2 separate regions of the Homo sapiens genome follow, and region 2 is linked to region 1. Evidence: chromatin loops called from intact Hi-C (ENCODE). Cell type or tissue: IMR-90. All regions are shown on one strand. Links, peaks and the distances in the headings refer to the core of each region. The heading gives the core; the rest is flanking DNA.

Region 1 (8,796 bases), core at 309-8,308:
CCTGCAACCTACAATGCTAAACTTCATCTGGGACAGTTTAAGATGATAAAAGAAACAGCATAGTATGTGAATTTGCCATACAGTGAGAGCCCTTTTGGCAAATATCAAGAATAAATGTTTGGGATTTTTTTTTTTTTAATTCTAGAAGTCATCTGGTGAAAATTTAGGGCCACCCATGACTCCTTTCCTTTGGAGCTGCAATTTTCACCTTCATTTAGAAGTCAGCCAGATTAGAGACACAGATGGCGTTATCATAACCAGATTCCCGTACTGTGTCATTGGATCCAAGGGACTGTGAGATCACAGCTGGCTGAACTTCAGTCCATAGACAGCAGAGACACCACTCCCCTGGTGTACGATGGCAGATGGCTAAAATGTCCCAAGTTGCAGTAGCTATGGAATTTGGAGATCGATTTGAAGCTTTGGGGAAAATAGAAATAAGCAGTGCTGTCAAATGACTCTTGCAGTTAATCAGAAGTATATTCGAGTCTGCAGCATTTTGAAATGACTTATTTCCATTCAGATGGAGAAGTCATCCCTAGTACGTGATTTGCTACATCTAAGCAGGAATTTTTACCTAAGTATCAGGGCCTATGTTGATCCCCTCTCCTCACCATGTGATACTGGGCAAGCCACTGAAATTCTTGGAAAATCAGTTTCTTCATCAGTAAAATGAGGGTATTTGACTACCAGATTTTTCTCTAAGTCATTCCACCCGAGTTCTAACATTTTTTTATGTTTCTGTGATTCAGTTAATTATGAAACATAGTCCCATAATGACTCAAAGAAACCAAGGTGTAACAGTAAGTCCTTTGGGTTACAATAAGTAGATTTTCTACTACCCTTGACTTACTATTTGTACATTTCATTCAATATATTTATTGCTAGTTAAAATCATATGAATTTTCAGTGGGAAAGAGTTTGCAGATTATGAGACCAAATGTTCCAGAATATGGAGAACAAAGAAGAGAATTAAAAACTTCTATAACTAGCCCATGTCATTAGAAAGTTTTTCATCAATCACAAAATAGCTCCATCTTTCTGGCATTTTTTTTTCTTACTGTTCATTATCTTCAGTTCTATACCAAAGAATATGTAGTAAGAGAGATTGGGAACTTTCATCCCAGGTCTGGAATCCTTTAAGCTTGCTTGCGTTTTTTTTAAATTTATATGTCATTTTCTTTTGTTGAATTGCCCATTGGCCTTTGTGTAGGATGCAATTTTAAATCTATTATCTGTGTCTGAGACTGGATGCTGATAAGCTTGTGCCAGGTGCTGTAATGGTGTTTCTTCCTGGCCACAGTATTTCAGAGGTATTCAGTAGCTTTAATGAGACAGGTCATTTGGTCCAGGCGTTAAATAATAATGCTTTTTTCTTTTTTGTCAACAACTTCTCTCTTTTCTACAAATCCAATCTTTTTACTATTACACATACTTAATTGCAGTTGGTTTTTTTCCAGTTGCTACAGTTCATTTGAATTCTCAAATATTTATCTACCACAAGGCAGCCATATATGCTTTGAAGACCAGGCCATGACTAGAATTTACATTCTTTATACCTAGGTAATTGAGGTTGCCTAGGAATCAAAAGTCAAAAAAAGTCAAGAGCTCATCTCTGGACCTAAAGCCACATTGACAATTATTCCTCTGTCTTAAAGAAACTCTCTGCATAAGAAAAAAAAAAGTCTTATTTTTATACCAAATTCAAGGTAAAGCTGACCTGCTCTAAAATCATTTTTCCAAGTATTGTTCTAATGTCTTTTGGAAAGGTCCCTGCGACCCTGAGTGCAGTGAGGTTGGCTGTGACGGGCCAGGACCAGACCACTGCAATGACTGTTTGCACTACTACTACAAGCTGAAAAACAATACCAGGTAAGAGAGGTGCCAAGTCACATCCCCACAGCATGTGCCAGGCATCTTAGGAGTTCCTGCAAGGCTAATACCATGGGGTGTGTGCAGGCCACTGGCATCTTCCACTATTCTCCCACCAGGACCGAAACATAGAAAAGAGGCTGCTGTGCAGGCCGACTGCCTCCCTGTGTTATTCAGAATGGTGAAAACTATATTGAGTTACAAAACGCAAAATGTGCATGTATGCTGTGAAACTGCAAATGTCTTCTCTCACGTTTGGAGGACGGTGGAGGAACCAGCTAAGCACCTGCCCCTCCAGACCTTTCTTTTTTTTTTTTTTAATTGACAAGTAAAAACTGCATGTATTTATAATGCATAACATGATGTTTATATATATATGTGTGTGTGTGTATATATATATATATATACACACACACACATATACATACGTACACACGTTTTGGAACAACTAAATCCAGCTATTTAACATATGCATTAGCTCACATACTTATCTTTTTTTGTGGCCAGAACACTTAAACACTACTCTCGTCACAATTTTCAAGTACACAATAAATTGTTATTAACTCTAGTCATCATGAGGTACAATAGATTTCTTGAACTTATTCCTCCCATCTCACACAAGTTTCATGTCCTTTCCACCCCACTGATGTTTGATTTCATGGCTTCACAAAGATGCCAATGCACAGGCCAAACTGATGCTTTTCCACATTTTCCAGCACATAGGCCATCAGTGTGGCAAAGGGGTTGGTCCTGCTTGATCTCACTCTTCTGCCCTGGGCACTAAGGTGGACCCTGTGCCTCTGAGCCCCTGGTGTCTGCTTGAGCTGTGCAGATATGTTTCCTGGGCAGAGCCAAGGAATGGTGACTGCCCCCATCAGAGTTCATCCTGACCTCCCCTTGTCTCCCACAGCCCCACCCACCTTCTCCCTCCTCCTTCAGGCGAAAACTCACTAAGCATAGCTGCCACACGGTTCCTCCATACTCCAGTCCCCCAGACAGACCCAGACGTGTTAAGAATTCCTGCTGTAAGTCTGCTGGAATTTAAATTCCTTAAGAGAAAGGAGGACTTTGGCTATCTCCCAGCCTCTGTTATCTCCTGCACTTAGCAACATGCCTGATATTTAATTGGTGCTCAGTAAATATTTGTTGAATGGATAAATAAAGCTCTGTGCTTCCATTATGGGCAAACAAGGAAGTTTTTTTTTTTTTTTAAGTGTTCTCATATACAACATAAATTTAAATATATTTATATTAATTTAGACAACAGCATACAACCACCACCACCACTCACACATGCACATACAGGATCCATATGACAAACAACACACGAAAATAGAAGTCACACCTTTTTAAAGGGACCTTTTTGAATAGAGTTGTGGTTCCCACATAGTTTTCCTCTGATTCACCACCATAACCTTCCTCTCTGTAACCATCATCATTTTTCAAGAGCTAGGTGCAAACCAGGAAATGGTTTGACAAGTCCTTGGTAGATTTGGTGTTGGGTAACTGCATTGCTACTTCAGCACACTGTGCAGGAGGAAGTTTAACAAACAATCTGGCTCTCTGGATGTGGTGTTGGCATCCTGGTTTAAAAGTGATTTGGAAGCTGAGCTCAGCCATTTGCTCAGCACCTCCAAGAGAATGCTGGGGACTGGTTTGCTCATGACGCTGCCTTCTTTCTTATTGTTTCACAATGCAGGATCTGTGTCTCCAGCTGCCCCCCTGGCCACTACCACGCCGACAAGAAGCGCTGCAGGAAGTGTGCCCCCAACTGTGAGTCCTGCTTTGGGAGCCATGGTGACCAATGCATGTCCTGCAAATATGGATACTTTCTGAATGAAGAAACCAACAGCTGTGTTACTCACTGCCCTGATGGGTCATATCAGGATACCAGTAAGCTCACTTCAAATACTTGGGTTTTAGAGAAGAAATGTGGTGTTTTCATTTGAGTGACCTCAGGAGGGATAGCCTCTTTGTGAAATCTGGAATTGTGCTTCATATCAAACAGGATCTAGTTCATTCATTTTAAGAGAACCCTTTAGAAGCTTCATGTAAAAATGCTTATAACTTTGTCAGAGTATCCTCAAGACCACCCCCAGATTCAGTGATTTGCTGGGAGTATTCACAAGGCCTGGGGTATAGTCGTGCTCATGAACTCACAGATAGGAGATATTACAGCAACAAATCATCAAAGGGAAAAGGCATATGGAACAAGGTTCAGCCACACAGGGCATATTCACTTCCCCGTGCAACAATGCGTGACGACGTGCATGAAATGTTGTCTACCAGGGAACCTCATTAGAGACTCAGGGCCCAGGGTTGTCACTGGGGGCTGGTCAGACCTGACACATACCAAAATTCCAGAGTCTTCAAAGGAAAATAGGTGTTCACCATAAACCATATTGTTTATACAAACAGTTTAGACAAAGTGAGCCACTCTTTTCAGGGTAGTGGGAACCCTCCCAAAATTCAAGTTCCCAGATGTGCCAGCCATGGGCCAACCTTACAAGCAGATTTGCTAAGGACAACATTCAGGCTGCTCTTTTCTGCATACTGACCAAATAGACACCAGGCCTGTATGATATCAAAATATACTTTTTAAAAAGTTCAAAAAATATGACTGTCTTTTAAGAGTAGAATGAACATTTGTCAATGACTTATTTAACCCACTAATGAGGGAACTTGCAAGGTGACAAATAGGGCTAAAAGATGATCAGGTACTGTAGTCCACCAGGAAAGGCAAAATGGAAATCCTTTTGCTAAGTTGGAGACAAAATTGAATAATTTAATAATTTTCTACATGGCAATACAAGTAGAATTTGGGGGAGTGTTTTTTTTTTCTAATGAATAGGAGTAATTTGCAACTTTACCAAACAAAAATGTGTACCTTAACACAGAGTTTGGGCCCTAATCAGCCATCATTAGCAAACAGACGAAGGTATATTGCCCTAGAGAATTAAATAGTCTTAAGGTAGACCTATTAGACAGTGCTCTAGTGTGGCTCTGAAAAGGACTGCAGTTATCTTTTCCTTTATTTCTGAGTTCTGGATAATTTCTCTTAACAAGGACCTCATACCATGGTATATGATGGCACTGAAATTTCATGTTTTTGCACAACCTAAGGAGACAAAGAGAAAACTCAAGTTTAAAAGAACAAGAGTTATTTAAAATAAAATCAGACAAGAAATCTGAAGTGAATACTCTTGCTTCTTAAGAAGTGAAATTCTCTCTGGTTTCAAAGAGGAGCATTTCTCTGTGAGGCAGAGAGGGTCTTTCAACTTACCCTTTAGGGCAGTGGGTAAGGACTCTGCCTTTCTTGCTTGCCCCAAAATTTAGAACATGAAATTTGACTTGAGGGAGAAAGGAGAAATTGGGAGACAGAAGGGGGCATAAAGAATCCACAGAAATATGCAGTATTCCTTGTGAGGAAAAAAGTCAAAATTCTATCAGGAAGGTTGAGCCTTGAAAAAGAAATTTGATTCTGGAATGTTGTATGACAGAACCAAGGTAATTGAGAGTCCGTTGTTTCCAGAGCCTAGAAGGTAGATAATTAAGGTGTTCAAACTATGACTTCAGCTACCAGGAAGTGTTGATCCAAGTGGTTTGTATATCTCTCTCTTTCTATGTAATTGCCTTATGTTATAGTTTTCCTCTCTAATGAGTCCATTTATGTACAACATGATGATCACATATGATAATGACTAGTAATAATTACTGCCAACACATTTACAGTGCTTAATAGTTCATATCGTTCCCTTGAATAATTAATTTTATTTAACTTCTCAAGACAACCAGAGAGGTGGGTAACATTGTAATCTCATTTTAATGAATAAAAGAACAGAGACCCTGAATTTGCCCACTGGAGGTGCTTAAAGCAGAATGCAAATCTAGGTCATCTGAGTTAAGATTCTATGCATGTGCAGTGTTCTCAATGAGACAGTGAGAGAGACCGTATGATGACTACTGTTAAGATTGTAAGGGGCTTCGTATTTCATGCTCAGAGGCTCAGACTTGATCCAGCAGGCCCTTGCAGGGATCCACTAAGCTGTGTTTCTCTATGGAACCCTGAAGAACATCAACATTTAAAGAGCAGATGGAAGCCCATGAAGAAAGCTTCATTCATTTCTACAAATTCACATGGATATAATCCACTTGCATATCAGAGCAGGTACCAAGACATTAGCAAAATTTTATCTAAGGTAGAAGGACTTTCTTAATATGCCAAATATTTTCCTCCACAGAACAACCATAAATTTGCCAACTTTTTTCAATATGGACCTGGTAGTAACTAGGAAAGCAAGTATTCACAGTATACTTGTTCAAATGATACATTTCTATTCTCCAGAATATAGATTTCTCCAGAATAGAGATATTATCTGAATTGTAATAACATTTATACCAATTCCACTGCAGCTGTAAAGTGCAAGACACTAAAATAGTGTTTAAAATAAACAATGTTAGAAATAAGCAATCCTTACCCTTGCAGTCTTAAATGTAGATTCCCTTCTCTAGTTCAGCTCAACTGACCAGTCCTAAAAGCTATGAGCATGGGGGTCTACATTCCCATTCCTTCGTCTCAGGCATTGCCTTTCAATCCCTATACAGTGATGTTGTCCCAGCTTCATGAGGGGGATTTGCACTGTTGCAAGTTAGGAAACCCTCCTGGGGAGAGAGACTAGGAAGAAGAAGAAAAAAAAAAGACCTATAAACTATTCAACTAAGAATTAGCTAGGCTATCATTTTCTTGTCTGCAAAATGGCAGAGAAGTCTAAGGTGTTTTCCAGTGTTACAGTTCCTGTCTGTACTTGGTTTGCTGAGAAATGATAACAAATAGTGATTCTGTGGCTTTTCCTGCAATTGTCTAGTCAAGGCCATAGGTACTGTAGCATACATTAGCAAGCATTAGAACATCTCTGATGCTTTTATGGAATCCAATTGACCAACTGATTTACAACTTTCTCTTTTTTTTAACAGAGAAAAATCTTTGCCGGAAATGCAGTGAAAACTGCAAGACATGTACTGAATTCCATAACTGTACAGAATGTAGGGATGGGTTAAGGTAAGAGAGTGAAGGATTTTATCAAGTAACACAGCCCAAAGAGCTTCTCAATGTAAATAAAATGAAAAAATGATAAACAAGTAAATAAACAGCTCTCTTATGATCTACCCTGGGTTTGACTCCCATTCAAGCACTTGATTGCTATTTGCATTATCTCTGCTATTATATGTGAAAAATGGGATGCTGTGTTGGCTAAAGAAGGGTTATATCCAAATAAATTCTCTTTAGAAAAGATGGCTCAGATAAAACTCAATAAAAATGGCCATTTGAGAGGCATTCTTTGTGCTTTTTAACCTGCATTGTGCCAGTCAAGGATTACTTTGCAGGTAATACCAATGAATTATATTTAATCCCCCGATTCATTCCTTGGATGGTCGGAAATTATTCCCTTATCTTTATTATTTCTCTCCACATAGCCAATCATTCTCTTATCTTAAGTATCTCAGGCTTGGTTCCATTATGCTATGGTATGCACATAGATTTAACACCAGGAGATGTTTTCCTTGAATGGATGACTTGCTCATTGCTAAAGCTCAATAGTTGGTCAACTCTCTAAGAGAACAATGTACAGCTCAAATTAACTAGGTAGCCTCTTGATCTCAGTAGGGAAGGTGAGACCATTCTGCATTTAGTGAAGAGTTGGACTGAGGCTGTACGTAGAATTAGAACTCTGCTGCACTGGATTTCTTTTAAGTATTGATCATATCTTTATTTCCACCTGTGATTGGAGGTAAACTAGGCAGGGTCCAGGCAGTTTCCAGGCAGGTACATTCTTCACCATTAACCAGTATTGGAGCATCATTTTCATTTAGATTAATTATCTATGGCTTCATTTCTTTTTCCCCCCATGAATGCATTCAGTATTAGCTTACTTGGCAATTTTCATCTCAAGACTTCAGTACTGAGAAAGAATTAGCCACCTAATTCTTCTTGGAGAAGGAGCAAAGCAGTATAATAGAAGGAAAGAAAGTAGATGTGGGCTCACATCCTCCTCTGCTATTTATTAACTGTGTGATTTGGGGCAAGTCACTTAACTACTCCGAGCCTTCATTTTCTCCTCTATAAAATGATGATAATAATAATCCCTGTTTTGCTGGATTATGATAAAGGTTAACTGTGATAACATTTACAAAATACCTATTCTACCATCTGGCACATACTTGGTTCATGAGAAATAAAAGATGATTTAAATTATTTTATTTCTTAGGGAACATTGTATAGAGTATGTTAAACCAGTGCATGCCGGTAGAAACATGAGAGCCATATATGTAATTTTAAATATGCCAGTAACCACATTAAGAGAAGTAAAAAGATACAGGGGAAATGAGTTTAATAAAATATTTTATTTCACCTAATATATCTAAAATATTATCATTTCAACAATATAAAAACTTATCAGATGTCTTTCATTCTTTTTCATTGTTGTACTGTCTTCAAAATCTGATATATATTTTACCCTTAGAACACATCTCAATTCAGACAAAATTGTTTTTATGAGAAATATTTGATCTTTATTTAGGTTTCACAGTTGAAAAAGAAAATTTTACATAGCCAAGTTGTTCCAAACGTACCCAAATTTTTGCCAGTAATGGAATCAAGTGCCAATTTTTCACATTTAGACTTAAATTAGTTAAAATTAAATTAAATAAAATGTAAAATTCTGTTTCTTAGCCATACTATAGCCACCTTTCGAGGTCTCAGTAGCCATGTGTGCCAGATTATGTTGTACAGCACAGGTCTAACCTGGCCAGTTTATCACAGAGAGAACAGAGGCGTTCACAATACCAAGTGCATTAGCCTCGCAGTACCTGTATTTTGGAAGCAGCAGAAAGCTTCAGGGTTGGTGACTGCTGTCTGTTACACGT
Region 2 (8,796 bases), core at 565-8,564, 73 kb after region 1:
ACCAGCCTGGGCAACATAGCCAGATACCATTTGTACACAAAATTTAAAAATTGTCAAGGTGTGGTGTGCATGGCTCTAGTTCTAGCTGCTTGGGATACTGAGGTGGGAGGAAGACTTAAGCCCAGGAGTTCAAAGCGGCAGTGAGCTATGATCACGCCACTGCACTCTAGCCTGGGTGACTGAGTTAGACCCCATCTCTAAAGAAAGAAAGAAGGCCAGGCGCGGTGGCTCACGCCTGTAATCCCAGCACTTTGGGAGGCCAAGGCGGGTGGATCATGAGGTCAGAAGTTCAAGACCAGCCTGGCCAAGATGGTGAAACCCCGTCTCTATTAAAAATACAAAAAAATTAGCTGGGCGTGGTGGCACGCACCTGTAATCCCAGCTACTCTGGAGGCTGAGACGGAGAATTGCTTAAACCTGGAGGGACGGAGCTTGCAGTGAGCCGAGATTGTGCCACTGCACTCCAGCCTGGGTGACAGAGCGAGACTCCGTCTCAAAAAAAAAAAAAAAAAGACAGAAAGAAAAAGAAAAGTACTTCAACATTAGAATGATTCCATTAATATTCTCTTTGCTGATTCTGTATAATACAGTAACTGAATTGCTAGCATTTATTGAATACTTACTAATGTGCCAGGTGCTGTACTAAGTTTTTTAAGTATATTACCTGACTTAACTCTATGGAATAGATATAATAATTATTGTTCTCATTTTTCAGCTGAAGACATAAAGGTCAGAACATTTAGAAATGTGGATAAGTTCACTAGGCTGGTAACTAGTAGAATCAGGACTTGACCCTGAATAGCCCCAGACCAAAACTCATGTATTTTATTACATTCCAATCATACTAGCTAATGTTCTTCCCTTCTGATTCTAGAGCAGAATATTATGCTTTTTTGCAATTATAAAAAGATAAAAGAGGCCGGGCGTGGTGGCTCACACCTGTAATCCCAGCACTTTGGGAGGCCGAGGTGGGTGGATCCCAAGGTCAGGAGATCGAGACCATCCTCGCTAACACGGTGAAACCCCGTCTCTACTAAAAATACAAAAACTTAGCCGGGCATGGTGGCGGGGTGCCTGTAGTCCCAGCTACTCGGGAGGCTGAGTCAGGAGAAAGGCGTGAACCTGGGAGGCGGAGCTTGCAGTGAGCCGCGATCGCGTGCCCCTGCACTCCAGCCTGTGTGACAGAAGCGAGACTCCGTCTCAGAAAAAATAATAATAATAATAATAAAAATAAGATAAAGAAAGGCTTCTTTTCTGCCCCTTTCCTCAGTCCTTCATACTAAAGCCATCATATTTAGTTTTGGCTACATCTTCATGCCCAATGACATAACTGACTCAACCAGTCAAACAGTGACACTGTTCTTCATAGTCATGCAAATTAATTTGGGTTCACTGCTCATCTAGAGCTGTCAGCCTTCAAGGCCTACATCTGGAAGGTTCTGAGATGGGATTGAGCACACAGGGGAGAGCTCTACAGCAGCAAGACTGAGAGAGTCAGTGAGCATATTTTCAGTTAGCCGTGGCATCCTCCCCACCACTTTACCTTCCTTCAGTTTCGTTTACCTCTACAAAGGACCTTCGTGCTCTGTGGGAAAGTGGGTTCTATTATAAGTATGTGATTGGCAGAAGACACCCTAACCCTTTTCATCTCAACCCACATTAAATTCAAGCTTCAAATCTAGGACTTAGAGAACCAACCTCATTTACTCTTACTACTCCATCTTTCCATAGGAAGTGAGACCCTAGTTCATAGAAAAAGTATTGGCGATATGGAAGACATGAAGTTCACTCTTTAATTTGCTATTGCAGCAGATATGCAAGGTTTTCAAGTTAAATACTGTGGACATTGACTGCTATTTATTTCACTTTTACTCAGATCTCTCACTGGAACATTTCCACATACTTTCAGAGGCACAAGAACGGTGTCAAACCATTTTGGTACCTTCCAAACCAAATATATTGCAGAATAAAATATATACCAGCAGTTTGTCTCCTTTAAATTGGAAGGAAGTGGCTGATTGTAAAACCGCTGCTCAGCATTCATAAAGCATCGTCTTTTCAGGGACCTAGTGCATCATCCACTGTGTAGCCAACCTTAGTGCATGACCCAGGGAGTTACTGACCATCGTCTCCATGGGCAGATGGGGAAGGGACATTCAGGATGCCTCTTCTTCTTCTTCTTTTTTTTTTTTTAAGGCCAAACTCAGAGCCAGCTTCAGAGGAAGGTTTAGAATATAAATGCAATGTCAATAGTCTTCTGAAGATAAGAGAAACAAGCTCCATTAAACAGTTCTGTCTTTAAAAAAATTATAAACTGACTGTTTCTATTTTGTATTCATTAGAGCCTCCCTGCCCCCTCATTGTCTAAATGATACCTCATTTCACAGATGGGTACTAAGAAGACATAAAACCTTTAAAAAAGAGAACACAAAGTTGGAAGAACTTGCAGACATTGTGCAGTTTCATTGTCCCTTACTCATCCTGGCTTTCTTCATTGATTCATTTGGCACATATTTATTGTGTACTTTTGTGCTTTCTGCTTTCCTATCACTTGTTCCGTTTATTCCACATATAATAGGACTGTATAGCCTAATATTTATCAAGCATCACCAGGCTACACGCTTAATGTACGTGATGTGTTTTCACATCTGCAACCCAACAATTTTTACATATGGGGAAACTGAGGGTTAGAGAAATGTTGAAATGTGACCAATTTTATGCATATGGGAAATGACAGAGTAATTCAGAAGCAGTTTGTTTGGAGCAACCTTGTGCATAACTTTGCTCCCTGTCTTCACAAAGGAAGTAGTTGGCTTAGAAGCTCTTTGTTATAAGTAAACACTAGGATACACAGGGTTGTATTTCCCAAATCTCGGTGACTTCAAACAACACAGGTTTATTTCTCTCTCATGCTACATCTTCATCATGGGTGAGCTGAGAACTCTGCTCTGTGTGATCCTTAATTCAGGACCAGGTTGATAGAGCAGCCACTACCTTGCCATGGCAGACACAAAGCAGACACTGGCTCTTAGAGGTTTCTCCAGGATGTGGCACTTGTACCTCCTGCTTACGTATTTTTGGCTAAAGCAAGTTACATGATTACGCCTGGGATCAGAGAGTGGGGAGGTGCAATCTTACCATGTGCCTGCAGAAAAGAGAGAAAATAATGATTGTGTGTAATGGTGACAGTCTCACAGGGGAATGACTATGGGTCATGGGACTGTTGCTGGCATATTCTGAGCTTTCACATTGTGTGTTTGTACATGAAATAGTCCCAGATGTGTGCCCGATATGCTTCAATAAATTATTTCTCTTCTGCTCCTCTGAACTTGTCCATTGTCTTACCTTGGAAATGTCTAACTTTTTTCTTCTCTCAAAGCAACTCTTTTGAAGAAGTCACTATTTAAAAAAAAAAAAAAGATGAAATTTCCCCAAGTATTCTGTTATCTCACTTCTTTTATCTCTGGCAACTGATGAGTCAAGAAGAGGACCAGTGGTCAATGCCTTATAGTCAATAGGTAGGCTGTCAGCTAAAAGGAACTTGACCCTTCTTTAGTGTCATTTTTCAAATGCCTACTGTGACAATAGCAAGTGCTGCTGTCTCTTGCCTTTGTTTGCTGCCTAAAAAATGTATTCGCCCATATAAGACACGTCTTGGGAATCTGAACAGCATCTCTCAGTTTTTGAGTTAGATTCAAGAAATATTTCCTGAGCATCTACATCAGGCTAGACATGGGGATATAAAGATGAATAAAGCTTGTTCTTTGCTCCTAAGCTGCTCACATGCAAATGCGATAGGCCAGAAGTTCTCAGCTCTGGGTACATATTAGGATCCTGCGGAGCTGTAAAATGCAGGTGCTGATACCTACTCCCAATGTTTCTAATTTAATTAGTCTGGAGTGAGGTGTGGGCATCAGTATTTTTTTAAAACGCCCTGGCCAGGCATGGTGGCTCATGCCTGTAATCCCAACACCTTGGGAGACTGAGGTGGGTGGATCACTTGAGGCCAGGAGTTTGAGATCAGCCTGGGCAACATGGTGAAACCCCATCTCTACTAAAAATACAAAAATTAATTGAGTGTGGTGGTACAGACCTGTAGTCCCAGCTACTAGGGAGGCTGAGGTGGGATGATTGCCTGAGCCCGGGAAATTGAGGTTTCAGTGAGCTGTGATCATGCCACTGCACTCCAGCCTGGGCAACAGAATAAGACTCTCTCTCAAAAAAATAAAAAAAATAATTTTAAAAAACTCCCTGACTAATTCTAATGTGCAACCAGAGTTGAAAGCCACTGATTAAGATAGATATAGAAACAGATAACTTCAACATCTGTTTAAGATACTGTGTTGAGAATGGAAGCTGAAACAGAGGCAGATACATTATATTAGAATGTATTGTTCAGCTAGGTGGACATTTTACAAACATGACCTCTAATCTTCAATGTAATTCTCTCTGCTCAAAATCCTTATGATAGGCTAGGCTCAGTGGCTTACACCTGTAATCCTAGCACTTTGGGCAGTTAAGGTGGCAGGTGAGGGGAATCACTTGAAGTCAGGAGTTCAAAACCAGCCTGGCCAACACATCAAGGCCCCATTTCTACAAATAAATTTTTTTTTTAAGTTAGCCTGGTGCGGTTACACGCACCCATAGTCCCAGCTACTTAGAAGGCTGAGGCAGGAGGATTGGTTGATCCCGGGAGGCTGAGGCTGCAGTGAACTATGATGGCACCATGGCACTCCAGCGTGGGCAATGGAGCAAGATCCTGTCTCAAAAAGAAGAAAAAAATTCCTTATCCTCATTTTATAGATGAAAAAACCAATGCCCAGGGAGCTTATGTCATTTGCCTAAAGTTACACAGCTAGCAAGTGTTAGAGCCAAATTCAGACTTAGGACTGTCTGGCTCCAAACCCACAGACCAACCAAATAGTTGCTCTTTTTCCAAAGTAGACTGCACTCATACACTATTTTCCTAAAGAACATAAATGAAAGTTGTGCAAAGGTTGGTCTGCTGCATTTGTTTCATTCTTGATTACATTCTCTGTTCCTTAGTTGTGTCTCCTGACATTTCCTTTGCTCCTTCTCCAACATTCAAGCTCACATTCTTAGAGTTATGGGGGAGAAGAACATAGTGGCGAGGTATCTTAAGTTCAATTCTAGAGCAATTAGCTCATCATCTTGGCTCTTCATGCTATTACGCTATTTCCCCCGGAGCCGGGTATAATCGAAGTTCCTCCTACTTGTTGTGTAACTGACCTGCTAAGTCGAGCTGTGAGCCAAGTCTGTCTGGATCACGTAAGCTTGCAGAGAGAACTGAGCCAAGTACTTCCAAAACAAACCTCGTTAAACAAAAGCGGAGTGTGGTCGAGCCGGACACACAGGGTGGAGGGTTCAGAAGACCGTCTGCCAGTCTCGAAAGCAATGTGGGGTCTGTGACATTAAACGTCCAAGGGCAGTTGAGCTGGAGGGATGGATTCACCTTTACAGATGAATCTGGAAACCAGTGAGAATGATTCTGCATGATTAGGAATAATAACCTGGAAAATCATTGCCAAATTACTTCCTTTTAGTGAAATATCTTCGATTTTTCTGAAACCCTTAGTCAATCAAGACCCCAGCTCGTGCCTGTTCATCACGCTTAAAGAAAAATAAAAATGAGTCTGGCAGTAGTGACTAGAACTTCAGATGGTTAGGTCTCATTTAGTTTTGCAGGAGTGTGGAAAATTGAGTCAGAAATCTTAGTCTCTATTCATTTCCATCCTTCCCTTAACACAGTGAAAATCTTGGGCAAGCCCTTTACATTTTTTGTTTCTTAATTCTATCCTGTTTTATAAAGGAAAGCATCACATAAATTGCCTTCCTTGTACCTCCTAATAGGTCCCTAGAGATTATGATGAAAACTAGAAAGGTGCTCATATCTTGAGTTCTTCAAGAGAGAGGAACCAAGAGGCTCTATTGTGAATATCAAAACAGAATTTAATTTGCTTTCTCTCTACGTTCACCCTTTTTCTGAGAAGCCTGTTGGTGTATCTGAAGCCACATGTCTGACATGCACCACTGTGTCACAGCACTTAGCACAGTGCCTGTCAACAGGGAGGCACTCAGTAACTATCTGTGACTTCTGTGCCTGTTATTATCTGTCCTCATCTCACCCCCCAACTCTCCATCTCCCTATGCCACAACCAAACTGCTATTTCATAGATGGTAGGAAGAGCTTCAAGCTCCACTGGTTGAGGAGAAAAAAAAAATTGATTTAAGTCACAGAGCAGACACCAGAATAGAGAGATGCTGTGTGTGGATAAGACAGGAGCATCTGCATGTTGATACCCAGCTGCTCAACAGGCTGGTCTCCAACTGAGAGTTGGGCCAACGATGAGTGTCAGTAAATTGCCTCTGCACCTCTAGAGCCTGAAATTCCTGCTTTCCAAAAGTCAACAGGAGGGTAATTTGGTAGGCATCCAGACTCATCCTTTCCACAAAGTCTCTCTGCACCTCCCACCAGGGAAAATTTGGCTCCAGTCCTCCCCGCAGCCTCCAGTTCAGCTTCCAGCACAGTGGGCCAGCCGGGGCCGTCAGAAGCAGAACGGGGACTAAACGCTGCGGCAAGCTGGAGAAGGACCAGTTCCAGGGGCAGGATCTGGACAGGGCCATGCCTCACTGATCACCCTTTGGCCAAGTACCCCAAATTGAAGCAGTGGAAGGCAAGGGGTATCCAGGCTGACCTCTCCAAACCTTAGTCATGTTCTCATGGATGATGTGACTGGGTCAATCAAAACTTTTTTCCTCGCAGCTGTGCCTGTGACTATCTGTAGCAACCAACTTTCCTTTATGTATATATGTTTTCCTATATGTATATGTTTTCCATAAAGACAGTGTGTTCTGACTAGCTATAAACTATCCATTATTAGGTGAGACAAGTGAATATTGTTTTGTATGAACCAGGCAGGTAACCCAAGGATGTCTACCTCTCAGCTCCCTTTTCCACAGCTCCCAGGTACAGGGAGGGCCCTGGGGACACTGGGAGAACAGTCCCCACTCAATCAGATCACCAGGGCAAGAGCACAGACATGGCATTATCTCCAGAGGGGTAGGTGGTAGAACATTAGAATAGAAAAGTTTATCAGTCTCTCCAACCTCTGATATGGACCAGAAAGAGCTGACAGCCTAATTTATCATCATGGTAGAATTTTATGCCCTCAAATAATTGCTAGTAACCTGGATCTTCCACTGGAAAAATAAAATCAACCCAAAAATATAGGCTCCAGATTACCATGACCCCAGCATTTGAGTGATGACATTGAGCCTTTGGGTCAGGTTTGGAGGTGAGTCTTGAGAGAGAAGGAAAGTTCTTTTGAAGGGGTGCTTATTGGAAAGCCTAGTGCAATCATGCTAGCTGCCCAAGCTAATTGTAAAATTTCAGATTTATTGTGTTCAGCAGAAATACAGCCTGTACATTTGAAATATTATCCAAATGACCTGGCTTCAACTTAGAAATCTTACATGAATTGAAACAAGTGAATTAGGGAGACCTCTTGCCTTCAGCCCTAAAGGGTCTGTGGGAGGTAAGTCAAGAACCATTTATAATAGTGATAAAATACTATATTTAAGGCTGTAAAAATTTGGCATGCAAGAACTCAGCTCAGAAGTAAATTCATCTTATGTGCTCGGCAAAGGAGCAACTGGAAAGTTTTACAAATGGGAAGTTTGACCTACTGAGATTTTAAAGATAAATTATGTCAATTATTCCTTGAGAGTGAGTACGGTCATTTACCCCCTTGAATGTTGAAATGGAAATCCGAACCATGAAGTCAGTAACAACTTCACTTTGCCATGGTGCACGTGGCTAATGACAGTTACCCAAAGCCATTGTCCAACTGTCACATCATGTGCCCAAATGTGCATTAGTGGGATGGGCCACTTGGGACCCTAGCAAGCAACCAGGGAGAGCATCAGAGCTATGCCCAATTAACAAACACCTCATATGATGGCGCATGATGCTTTTACTCTGCCAAGAAGCCAGTGATCCTTTCCTTGGGAATTCTATAATATGTCTGTCTGAAGCTAGAACTAGTAGATAATGCTTGATGACTGACAGATGTGTACTTTTTTCAAAAGAGCCTTATTAACTTTAGTCTCCTGCACATCTCTGGCCTCAGTGTCTACCTCTTGTTCCTCACCTCCCTCTCCAGCTACACTGCAGGGCCCTAGTCATGATTGCTGTAGCCCATTCTTGCCCCAGGGCCCTGCACTAGCTATTCCCTCTACTTGGAATGTTTTTCCCAAGATACCAATGTGGCTGGGTCCTTCCTGTCATCACATCTCAGTTTAAATGTCAGCTCCTAAGAGGCTTATCCTCAGCACCCAATTCAGCCTCCCTCCCTCTCTGTCTACACTACACACACACACACACACACACACACACACACTCACTTCAGTCATCCTACTTTAATTCTAGCAGATCAGATATAAGTATCTGATATTTTGATGTTTTATTGACTTTTAATATCTGTGTGTCGTATTTCTTCCCTCACTTAAAATGTAACTTCCAGGCAGGCAGAGACTTGATCGATTCTATTTACTGTTGTTTCATCAGCTCCTTGAATCATGCTTACCACATGCAGGTAAGCATATGGTTGAACATGCTTGGTTGAACATCCATAATGTTCAACCAAGTCAATGTCAGCGTCCTCACAGGTAAATCTATGGTGAATGATTTGAAAGCGCCCTTGTGGAGCATGGAAGAGCCATACTTCAGTCTCAGGGCTCACCTCAGGTGAGTCGTTTCAACCCAGTCTATGGGTC

What was found. Hi-C counts contacts between places; a loop is a spot of excess contacts. Peaks named below come from ENCODE experiments on the same cell type or tissue, not always from the same donor. Only the 100,000 strongest peaks of a DNase experiment are listed, where the experiment ranks them.
Region 2: it touches region 1 in a loop (4-fold over the local background); 4 of 110 quality-filtered maps call a loop at or near these places.

What each region holds. Positions count from the first base shown.
Region 1 is chr9:76,177,827-76,186,622 of GRCh38, forward strand. PCSK5 (proprotein convertase subtilisin/kexin type 5) reads left to right here. Exons shown (of 38, transcript NM_001372043.1): 15 at 1,770-1,872; 16 at 3,572-3,765; 17 at 6,847-6,931. Among named protein-coding and RNA genes, the nearest start is that of RFK, 210 kb to the right of the region's middle. In IMR-90, for the core only: no CTCF peak of the experiment used is centred there; DNase peaks (open chromatin) are centred at 2,935, 3,345 and 3,725; H3K27ac peaks cover 1,114 bases.
Region 2 is chr9:76,251,069-76,259,864 of GRCh38, forward strand. All of the region lies in intron 24 of PCSK5 (proprotein convertase subtilisin/kexin type 5), which reads left to right. Among named protein-coding and RNA genes, the nearest start is that of RFK, 140 kb to the right of the region's middle. In IMR-90, for the core only: no CTCF peak of the experiment used is centred there; a DNase peak (open chromatin) is centred at 5,203; H3K4me3 peaks cover 241 bases; H3K27ac peaks cover 689 bases.